Linked DNA regions of Homo sapiens: region 1 is linked to region 2. The links are chromatin loops, found by intact Hi-C in ENCODE. Cell type or tissue: OCI-LY7. All regions are shown on one strand.

Region 1 (5,000 bases), 120 kb after region 2:
CAGGTGCACACCACTACACCCAGCTAACTTTTGTATTTTTTGGTGGAGATGGAGTTTCACACGTTGCCCAGGTTGCTGGAACTCCTGGCCTCATGTGATCCACCCACCTCAGCCTCCCAAATTGCTGGGATTACAGGTGTGAGCCACCATACCTGGCCTTAAATACTTCTTTAAAAAATTTAAAAAACCAAATAAAAGAAATTAATATAAAATAATAAAAAGAAGCAAAATACAATTAAAAGTAAAATTAGGAACTAAAGAATTAAGCTAAAACATTTTAAAGTAACATAAAAATATTAAATATATAATAAATGAAAAAAAAACACCAAATATATTCAAGATAAAAGTGAAACAAGGCAAAAATACAAATTCCAAAATGAAAGTATCTGCACCATCTTCATGCAGGTGGCATGAGGTGGTGCAAAGAACCAGCAGGCCATCTTTGGTGAAACTCCGTCTCTACTAAAAATACAAAAAAAAAAGTTAGCTGGGCATGGTGGTGGGCGCCTGTAGTCCCAGCTACTCAGGAGGCTGAGGCAGGAGAATGGCGTGAACCCGGGAGGTGGAGGTTGCAGTGAGCTGGGATCGCACCACTGCACTCTGGCCTGGGTGATTGAGCAAGACTCCGTCTCAAAAAAAAAAAAAAAAAAAAAAAAGCATGCGGGAGGAAGATACCTCTTAGAGAGCACCAGCTTATTCATCTCTTCCCCATAAACTAGGCAAAAGCACCCTCAATCTACTCTCCTCAAACCCAGCTTTTAAATTTTTAACTCAGAATGAGATTGAAAAATCCCTTAACAGCAATACATAAATAATTTTTGTGTTTTGACCAATTCAGCCATACCTTAAAAAGATCGACTTTAATCATACTTAAAATTGTTTTAAAATAAATTTAAATTATATGTTTAGTCTGTCATATATATTAAACACAATGTAAATTATACGTTTTTGAAGAACTAAGATACCCTGAAAAGGTAAAGTGTAAGCCATCTTAAAATGTATAAGATGACTAGAAAGCAATTCTAATCTTCATGATTTGGAAGGCATTCCAGAAGAGTTCAGTGACTTCAAACATTTTTAATGCTTTGATCAATATTTTGAGTATATCATAAGAAAGTAGCAGTAAGTGATGCAAGGTTTCAGGTAGAAAATTTGATATGAATGCCATCTCCTCTCTTTCTCTCCATATCCATTTATAAACAAAATGGTCATTGTTAATCTGGACAATTACTGAGAGAAATGAATCAAAAAATTACTGGCCAGTCATAGTGGCTCACACCTATAATCCCAGCACTTTTGGAAGCTAAGGTAGGCAGGTCGCTTGAGCTCAGGAGTTCAAGACCAGTCTGGGCAAAATAGCAAAGCCCCATCTCTACAAAAATTAGCTGGGCATGGTGGTGTGTACCTGTAATCCCAGCTACTCGGGAGGCTGAGGTGGGAAGATCATGCTGGGCCCAAGAGGTGGAAGTTGCAGTGAGCCAAGATCACGTCACTGCACTTCAGCCTGGGCAACAGAGTGAGACCTTGTCTCAAAAAAAAAAAAAAAAAAATTACCCACAGATTTTATAATCCCCCAAGAAGAGTAAATTATTAGTCAATGGGTTTAGTAATGGGCTTTATAATGAATTTTAAACAGCTATATCAGCTCTATCAAAGGCAAAATTTAGAACAATGACATCTTAAACATTATACTGCGGGCTCATTTATGTCTTCAACTATTAAGCTAAAATGAGACAAATATTTACAAATTAAAATTTTGTCTTTCAACTAGCATTCCATTTCAATATTTCCACGTTTAGGGTATACAGTCAACATCCCTAACAAACACTACAGTAATCATTAAAAGTTGGAAGCTAGTATTTTTGTACGTAACAGTTCTTAGCTTATTATTTCTTCTCTAACATGTCTAAACCTGTACACAGTGAAAGAACCAACACATAATCTTGATGAAATTGTGCTGCTCCTTATTGTCAGTGATTACTCTGCAGGTATTCATCAACAAAATCACACATTTCATAGTAAAACTAAGACTCCAAAACTTAGTTCTCAAGTCTTGAAGTAATAAGAACAAAAAAATTTTAAAGACATTATTTTCTAAAAACCAAAAAAATTAACTTCATTAACTGCTTATAATTATTAAACAGAAATTGCTCTTTTAATATGAGTAAAAATGATGAAGACCTTCAAAAATATTTTCTAAATATTATATTACTTCCTCTTCCAAATATCATATCTAAAATACACTGTAATCTTGAAGAAGAAAAAAAAAGAATCCTTTCTGAACCACTTCCATGCAAGTTTAAGAGCACCTATAATTTTAATGCATAGACCTTGAGGACATATGATGTTCCCGTGTATTAAAACACATTTGAACTTATTTGGCTTTCATTTGAACCATGTTTCCTGTATAAACATGTAAGTTAATTTCAAATAACTTATAATTAATTTGATGATAATCTTAAGAAAATAAAAGTCATCTAAGTTTTTATAACTACCCACGTGATAAAATTTTAAAGGACTGCTTAATTCTAATTAATAGTAAATTTGTATACTAAACACACCCTCATGCTGGTGCATTTCTGCTACCAAACCAAGATAAAATTATTATTTTAATGAGTAATTTCTGGAATCATATATATCTGCAGAAGGCTATCAGATGAACTAAACTGGTTGTTGTGTGCTTTTCTTCAGATTCGAGTGATAATTAAGAAGGAACTGAAAAAGGAAAAGGCTCTATCTTGATCTTTACCAGTTCTGCCTACAAAGTTACAGTTTGTGGTTTTTCAACAGCTCTATTTAAAAAAAAAAAAAAAGTTTTTTTTAAATAAAGTGCCCGTTGCTTGTGATGACAAAAATCTGCAAGCTTTCAAAGTCCTTTACATTCAATTTTTTTTAAGATTTAAGAAATCTTCAGTAGGAATTGATAATCAGAACAATCTTTTACTAATTTCACTGTAATAACAATATAACTTATAGCAAGTAATCATTGAACACCATTCTCGTGTAAGATACCTTCCCAAAATCTACAAGAGATTCAAAGAGGTACTTGTCCTTAAAAGCCTGAAATCCAATAAACAACATAAATCAGGACAATAAAGACCTAGCTCAAGATAGACTATAACTTCCACGAGACAGACACCAAAAGGCTTATTAGTCAGCATTTTTTTTTTTTTTGAGACGGAGTCTCGCTCTGTCGCCCAGGCTAGAGTGCAGTGGCACAATCTTGGCTCACTGCAAGCTCTGCCTCGCGGGTTCACGCCATCCTCCTGCCTCAGCCTCCTGAGTAGCTGAGACTACAGGTGCCCGCCACCAAGCTTTTTAAATAAAATTGTACTGTGTTTATTTGAGGTGCTCAATATGATGAAATACATATAGATAGTAAAATGGTTGCTATAGTGAAGCCAATTAACGCATCTATCATCTCACATACTTACCTCTTTGCAACAGGAGCAGCTAAAATCCATGTATTTAACAACAATCCCTAATACAATACAATTTTATTAACTTTGGTCCTCATATTGTATATTGGATTTCTAGACTTGTTCATTCTATATATCTGCTATTTTGTGTCTTTTGACCTACCTTGCCTCATTTCCTCTACCCCCACCCCACCCATGGTAACCACTGTTTCATTCTCTGTGTATCCGAGCATTTAAAAATATATATTCTACATATAAGTGAGATCATGCAACTTGTTCTTCCTGGGTCTGACATATTTCATTTAGCATAATGTACTCCAGGCCCATCCATGTTGTAGCACACGGCATTATCTCCCCCGTTGTAAGGCTGAATAATATTCCATTGCATATATGTATACACACCACATTTTCTTTATCCATTCTTCTGCTGAACTACTACAGGACCCAGCAATCCCTCTTCTGGAAAAAAGATAAAATCACCACCTTGTAAAGACATCTGCCAGCTTGGCGGTGGCTCACACCTGTAATCCCAGCACTTTGGGAGGCCAAGGCAGGAGGATTACTTGAGGTCAGGAGCTCAAGACCAGCCTCCACAACAGAGTGAGACCCCATCTGTACAAAAAATGTAAAAATTAGCCAGACATGGTGACATACGCCTGTAGTACTGGCTACTCAGAAGACTGAGGCGGGAGGATCCCTGGAGCCCAGTTCAAGGCTGCAGTGAGCTATAATTTTGTCACTTCTTTTTATATATATTTTTTTATTTCTGAAGCTTCACTTTAACAAATCTTACCTGTTTAATACTGTAATTATACTTCTTTTAAAAGAAAGGAATTTAACAAAAATTATTAAGCCCATAATACCCTACACAATTTCCATTCCTTTTCTTTAAAAGCCATCTCAGTACCTTTATCAGTTTAACAATCCAACAAATATTTACTGAGCACATACTATGAGTCAGACACTGTTTTAGGCTCTGAGTAAACAAAATTAAATGCAACAATCCCCTGCCAAGGCAAGTTACACTGTAGCAGAGAGATTCTTTATCTTCTTCATCAGATGCAACTATTTATACCAAAAGCAATATATTCTTTACTCTTAATTATTCACACAAGATTTTGAATATGAAGTAAAACTCCAGTTAACTTTAGAAAAAGATAACCACCTGACAACCAATTGTCTCTCCCTCTATTATCTCACAACTACCCGCAAGATCTCCCCACTCCTCTACTGTTCCCTAAGCAATGAGCTGAATTAGGTGCCTTCTTCGTACTTCAGTGCTATATGCACTATACAACCTCTACCACAGCCTTTACTACTCTTACAATTATTGACTTGAAATTGACGCTTCCCCTTCAAGAATGCCATCTCAATTGCATTTCATCTGTGCATGACGCATAACTGGCACTCAGAAACATTCACTGAAGGAATGAGAGGGCTGAATACTTTCTATGGTGTTTAAGCTCTTCTTCTGATGTCTGTTAAGAATATCACAACAATTCTGGTCAAGCCTAGAATCAGTCAGGGGTTTTCTAAAACGAGTGGCTTTTTAAAGTTGCTGCAGAAGATTTCACTGCTATT
Region 2 (5,000 bases):
AGGCAATGAGTAACCAATAGATTTTTTTTATTCTGAAGGATTAATTACATATAGGATGAATCTAAAAGATGAGAAAATGGAAAATGAGAGGTCCAAACAGAAGATAAGTGCTAGCCCTAAAAGTGGTATTCAAAATGAGAGAAAGGTATAAATATGACACATTGAGAGATAATCGACTAGACCTGCAAAGACGAGGAAAAAAGTCACTTCACTGTAAGTAATTCAAATAATAAACAGAGGTTCCTTAAGGGAAGGGATACTATATTGGGGCAGAAGGTAAGGATGCATTTGGTTTTATAAGATGGTCATTGTAAGAGGCAAAATTGCATAAAGGTTGTAAGCATATACTTTGGAATCATACAGAACTGGTTAAACCAATTCCTAGTACTATGGCCTTGATCAACTTACTCCCTCTCAATTTCAAAATCCACATTTTCATCTGTCTACCGTGGATAACAACTGTACCTACCACATAATACATAATAATTAAATGAGTTAGTTTAAATAAATTTCTCAGTAGGGTAAGTAGCGCAAAGCATGCCCTATATTATATATTGGCTATAATTATTAATAACATCATCATTTTATGTAAGTGAATTCAGTATATATGATCTGAAAATAATATCTGTGGGAAGTAGTAACTGCTGAACTAAGACAGTGGGCAGTTGAAGAACAGGAATCGGAGAAGAAAAGATTAAGGAGGTAGAACCTATAGGATGTAGGTGGGGAAAACAGATGAGAGGGAGGAGTGATTCACCAAATTAGCCCTTTATAGTAGGAGAAGGAGACTATGGGGAAAAGATGGCGAGTTGCATTTTGGCGGTATTGAATGGGATGTCAACAATGAGCTAAACTGCACTATAAGAAAGCTCACTGGAAGAGAAAAACTTGCCTAACTGTAAAATGAAAAAAAAAATTATAGTATGTGAAAACATATAAATATAGAAGGTACATTTTAAAATAAACACACTGCCCTCAATAGTTTTATTAAAGAAACAAAACCAACACATACATTATTTTCTTTTATTTAATGTTGATTACACTATCAGCACAAAATTGTCACTGTTCCATATAAAAAATACTAACATTATCACTGTCTGTAAGCTATAAGGATAAGAAAAAAGAAAAAAAAATGCTTGGTAAACTGAAATCATCCAAGGTCATTTCTGTGGATATCATACAGGAACAAAGCTTACAGAGCCTAGGGGAATGACAAGTTAATAACAACTCTTTGATAATTCCATAATTGTTAAATTAAAAAATTCTTCATTGTGAATTAAAAGCCAATTATTTACTTTTAGAACACAAATGGACTAAATCATAAGGCAGAAATACGTGTTTATTTTCATGAAAAACAGAGCCATTATCACTACAGGAGTTGGAAGATAAAAACACCTCTAGTTTTCCTGTAACAGAAGTCTCCTCCAAATAACCTTCACACATCCCTTCCAATAAACTGCTTCCTGATGACCTCAACAGTACCATTTCCCCACTCCAGTCATATTCACTTAGCACTGACTAAAAATACAATGTTCAGAATAGCTGTGTACCGGTGAAATGATAAACTGGTAAGTAGAATTATTCAGTTTCAGATGACATAACTGGTTGCTTACGGGTTTGGGGAAGAATTAAAAATCTAAAAATTGCTTCTAGAATCTTTCCCTGAGAGATGATAACAATTTTTAACTGCACCACTCTGCTGCAGCTTTAAAAACATGAGGCACAAAAATACACTTTAATAACCTTAACTAGGAAGCAGGACTACGTAATCTTTGTTCTCTCACCAAATGTTCAATTCCTCATCTCCAGAAAGAGTCTCTGCACTTCGGGTTTCAGATTAAATGCTGACACAGGTGGCTCCATTAAGAGACAAATCAAGAATATGTATAATCCAGATGAAGAGGTTAAAATCCTCTGGACTGCCTTTCAGTCTGACTAAACCTGTAAAATCTATATTTAATAGCTGATTTTCCAGAGATCGAAAGATTTCTTTTTACATATGCCCTTGATGGAATTAATGAGAGGAGAGAAAAGCATATGCTTAAATGCCTGGGGGCAACTATAACAAAGGAAGAAATTACAGTTTATTAACGTAATTCCAGTACTCATAACATATTGCTTGCTCTAAATATCCCCAAAACAACATGCACTACACAATCAAATCTCTGTAACTAATATGCTTATAGACTTTCTGAGGGTGAATTTACTAACTAAATAATGGTCAAAATAATAGCTAACATTCAGACATCTGCTTTTAAAAGAAGCATCCCTTCCACCTGCTTCTACAGGCCACAAAGATACACTCTAGTTAACATATTACTGACAGGATGATGAGAAAGCTCCTGTCAGATGCTGGCCAGCCGGGTGTTTGAGACAAAATGCACAGCCCCAGCTGAATAGTTAGAGAAAGTCTGGTGAGGTACAATTATAGAGGCATATGACAAGGCTTCATGCCTGACTGATTTGAGAACCACTGACATGGCTTTAAACAGCAATCCAACCTACCTATGGTCACAAAACAGCAATAAGTCAACTGATACCCCCTTGTAATATCATGATTTATGCCTCTGCTTTGAATACACGAGAATCTAATATGATGTTCTGCTAGTCTACCAAGATTCGCTTGGGGCTTAAACATCTATGGCCTACCTACAGCATGGATAAAATCAATGTTCTTGTTCAGGATTACCAGAAACCGTTCCATGTGTACTTGACAATGTATAAATCAACAGAATAATGTATGAATCAACAGAATAAAAAAAAACTGATTATATCTCAATTCATTAAACTCAAACATGCAAAAATATAATAATAGGTACTAACACAATACCACACTTTAAAATATAGGGAGAAAACCTATTAGAATGTTGAAAACATAACAATATTCTTGATATCTGTGCTTACATATCTTAATTTTTTTAATTTTAAACTTTTCATCTTTTAAAGGTTAATTTTTTTTTTTTTTGACATAGTCTCACTCTGTCACCCAGGCTGGAGTGCAATGGCGTGATCTCGGTTCACTGCAACCTCCGTCTCCCGGGTTCAAGTGATTCTCTTGCCTCAGCCTCCCGAGTAGCTGGGACTACAGGTGCGTGGTACCATGCCTGGCTAATTTTTGTATTTTTAGTAGAGATGGGGTTTCGCTATGTTGGCCAGGCTGGTCTCGAACTCCTGACCTCAGGTGATCTGCTCACCTCGGCCTCCCAAAGTGCTGGGATTACAGGCGTGAGCCACTGCATCCGGCAAGAAATTATCATTTTTAACCACAAACAGCACCTAAAGAAAAGGAACCTCAAGCTAGCTGATTCTCTAATGAGAGTGTCACCACTAAAACCTACAGCAAGCTGTAAGGTTTATAATTATCATTCTCTTATAACTATGAAAAATCATGATTGTCAAAAAGTAAATAACTGAGACAAAATTTCTAAAACTACAATAGAATTATGAATGTTAGGCCACCTTTACATATATTCCTCTAAAAATTAAGAGTTGGGCTGTATACTTAAAAAATTAAAAATGGATAAAACGTTAATTTCGAACATTAAACACATTATAGTCTCCGTGATATATAAAAATATGAGTATAAAAAGCTTAAAAACAAGTAAATTCATTGATTTTACTTTTAATTTACATAAATTACTTTTAATTTATGTTAAGAAATGAGTCCTTGACCTTAAATGCCACTATGCATGGAATTTATAGCAGATATATTTTATATACTGTATATATAAAAGAATTATTCAAGACAGATTCAAGTAAAGCAGCTTCCTCCATAAAAGAAGACTAAGATCATGAAAGAGAACTTGAATTATGTTTCTTTTATCAGCCCAACGGTCCCAGAGAGTGAACCAAAACAGAGCTGGTAACTTAGAGGTGACATCACCATCAAGTTTTCATGAATTGTCATAAACAGTTGATAATAAATTGACATCAAACATAGAAAACAACTCCCCCAAAATACTAAGCCTTTATGATAACAATTTGTTTTTAAAGCCAAATACTAAGTTAAAAGATAGTAATGTTAATTTTTACTCTAACTGCAGATGTAGACTATTATAAAATTAAATGTAGAGGCCGGGTGCGGTGGCTCACGCCTGTAATCCCAGCACTTTGGGAGGACAAGACGGGTGGATTGCTTGAGGTTAGGAGTTCGAGACCAGCCTGACCAACATAGTGAAACCCCGTCTCTACTAAAAATACAAAAATTAGCTGGTTGTGGTGGCAGGCGCCTGTACTCCTAGCTACTTGGGAGGCTGAGGTAGGAGAATATCTTGAACCTGGAAGGCAGAGGTTAGAGTGAGCCAAGATTGTACCACTGCACTCTAGCCTGGGCAACAAAGTGAGACTCTGTCTCAAAAAAAAAAAAAAATTAAATATAAACTATTATAAAATTATAGCTCATAATTACTAAACATATATTCTATGCAGATATCATTCTAAGCACTTTATATATATGTATTTCCTTAATCTTTACATCAACCCTATGAGATTAAGGCTACTATTGCTCCTACTCTACACTTAAAGAAACTGAGTCAAACAGATTACTTGGTCATTAAGAGGTGGATATAAATTAAATAAAACACCAATATTTTTCAAAAACATATACTCAGATTTATTTCTAATACACAAATACAGTAGCTTATGCTTCACTCACATAGCTTATTCCCTCACTTTCTTTGGATCTCTGCTCAAATACTACCTCACTGAGTTGGGCACAGCGGCGTGTGCCTATAGTCCCAGCTACTTGGAAACCCAAGGCAGGAGGATCCATTGAGCCCAGGAGTTTGAGACCAGCCTGGGCAACATAGCAAGACCCTGTCTCAAAAAAACAAACAAACAAAATACTACCTCATTGGAGAGGCCTTCCTTACATAAAATGGAAACCTGTCCATCACTGTCTACCCTGTAAACCCACTCACTTTATCCATTATGTAACCCTAGCTAATAAATAATTGCTATTTGTTTGCTCACTTGTTTACAAACTGTTTCATGCCAGTCGA

What was found. Peaks named below come from ENCODE experiments on the same cell type or tissue, not always from the same donor. Only the 100,000 strongest peaks of a DNase experiment are listed, where the experiment ranks them.
Region 1: a loop joins it to region 2, with 8 times the contacts of the local background. A loop is called at or near these places in 5 of 110 quality-filtered maps.

Annotation. Positions count from the first base shown.
Region 1 is chr1:197,759,111-197,764,110 of GRCh38, forward strand. The region is part of intron 2 of DENND1B (DENN domain containing 1B); the gene reads right to left. Among named protein-coding and RNA genes, the nearest start is that of DENND1B, 14 kb to the right of the region's middle. In OCI-LY7, no CTCF peak of the experiment used is centred here; DNase peaks (open chromatin) are centred at 2,761 and 3,131; H3K4me3 peaks cover 1,254 bases; H3K27ac peaks cover 2,363 bases.
Region 2 is chr1:197,636,119-197,641,118 of GRCh38, forward strand. All of the region lies in intron 10 of DENND1B (DENN domain containing 1B), which reads right to left. Among named protein-coding and RNA genes, the nearest start is that of DENND1B, 140 kb to the right of the region's middle. In OCI-LY7, no CTCF peak of the experiment used is centred here; a DNase peak (open chromatin) is centred at 2,383; H3K4me3 peaks cover 1,901 bases; H3K27ac peaks cover 3,020 bases.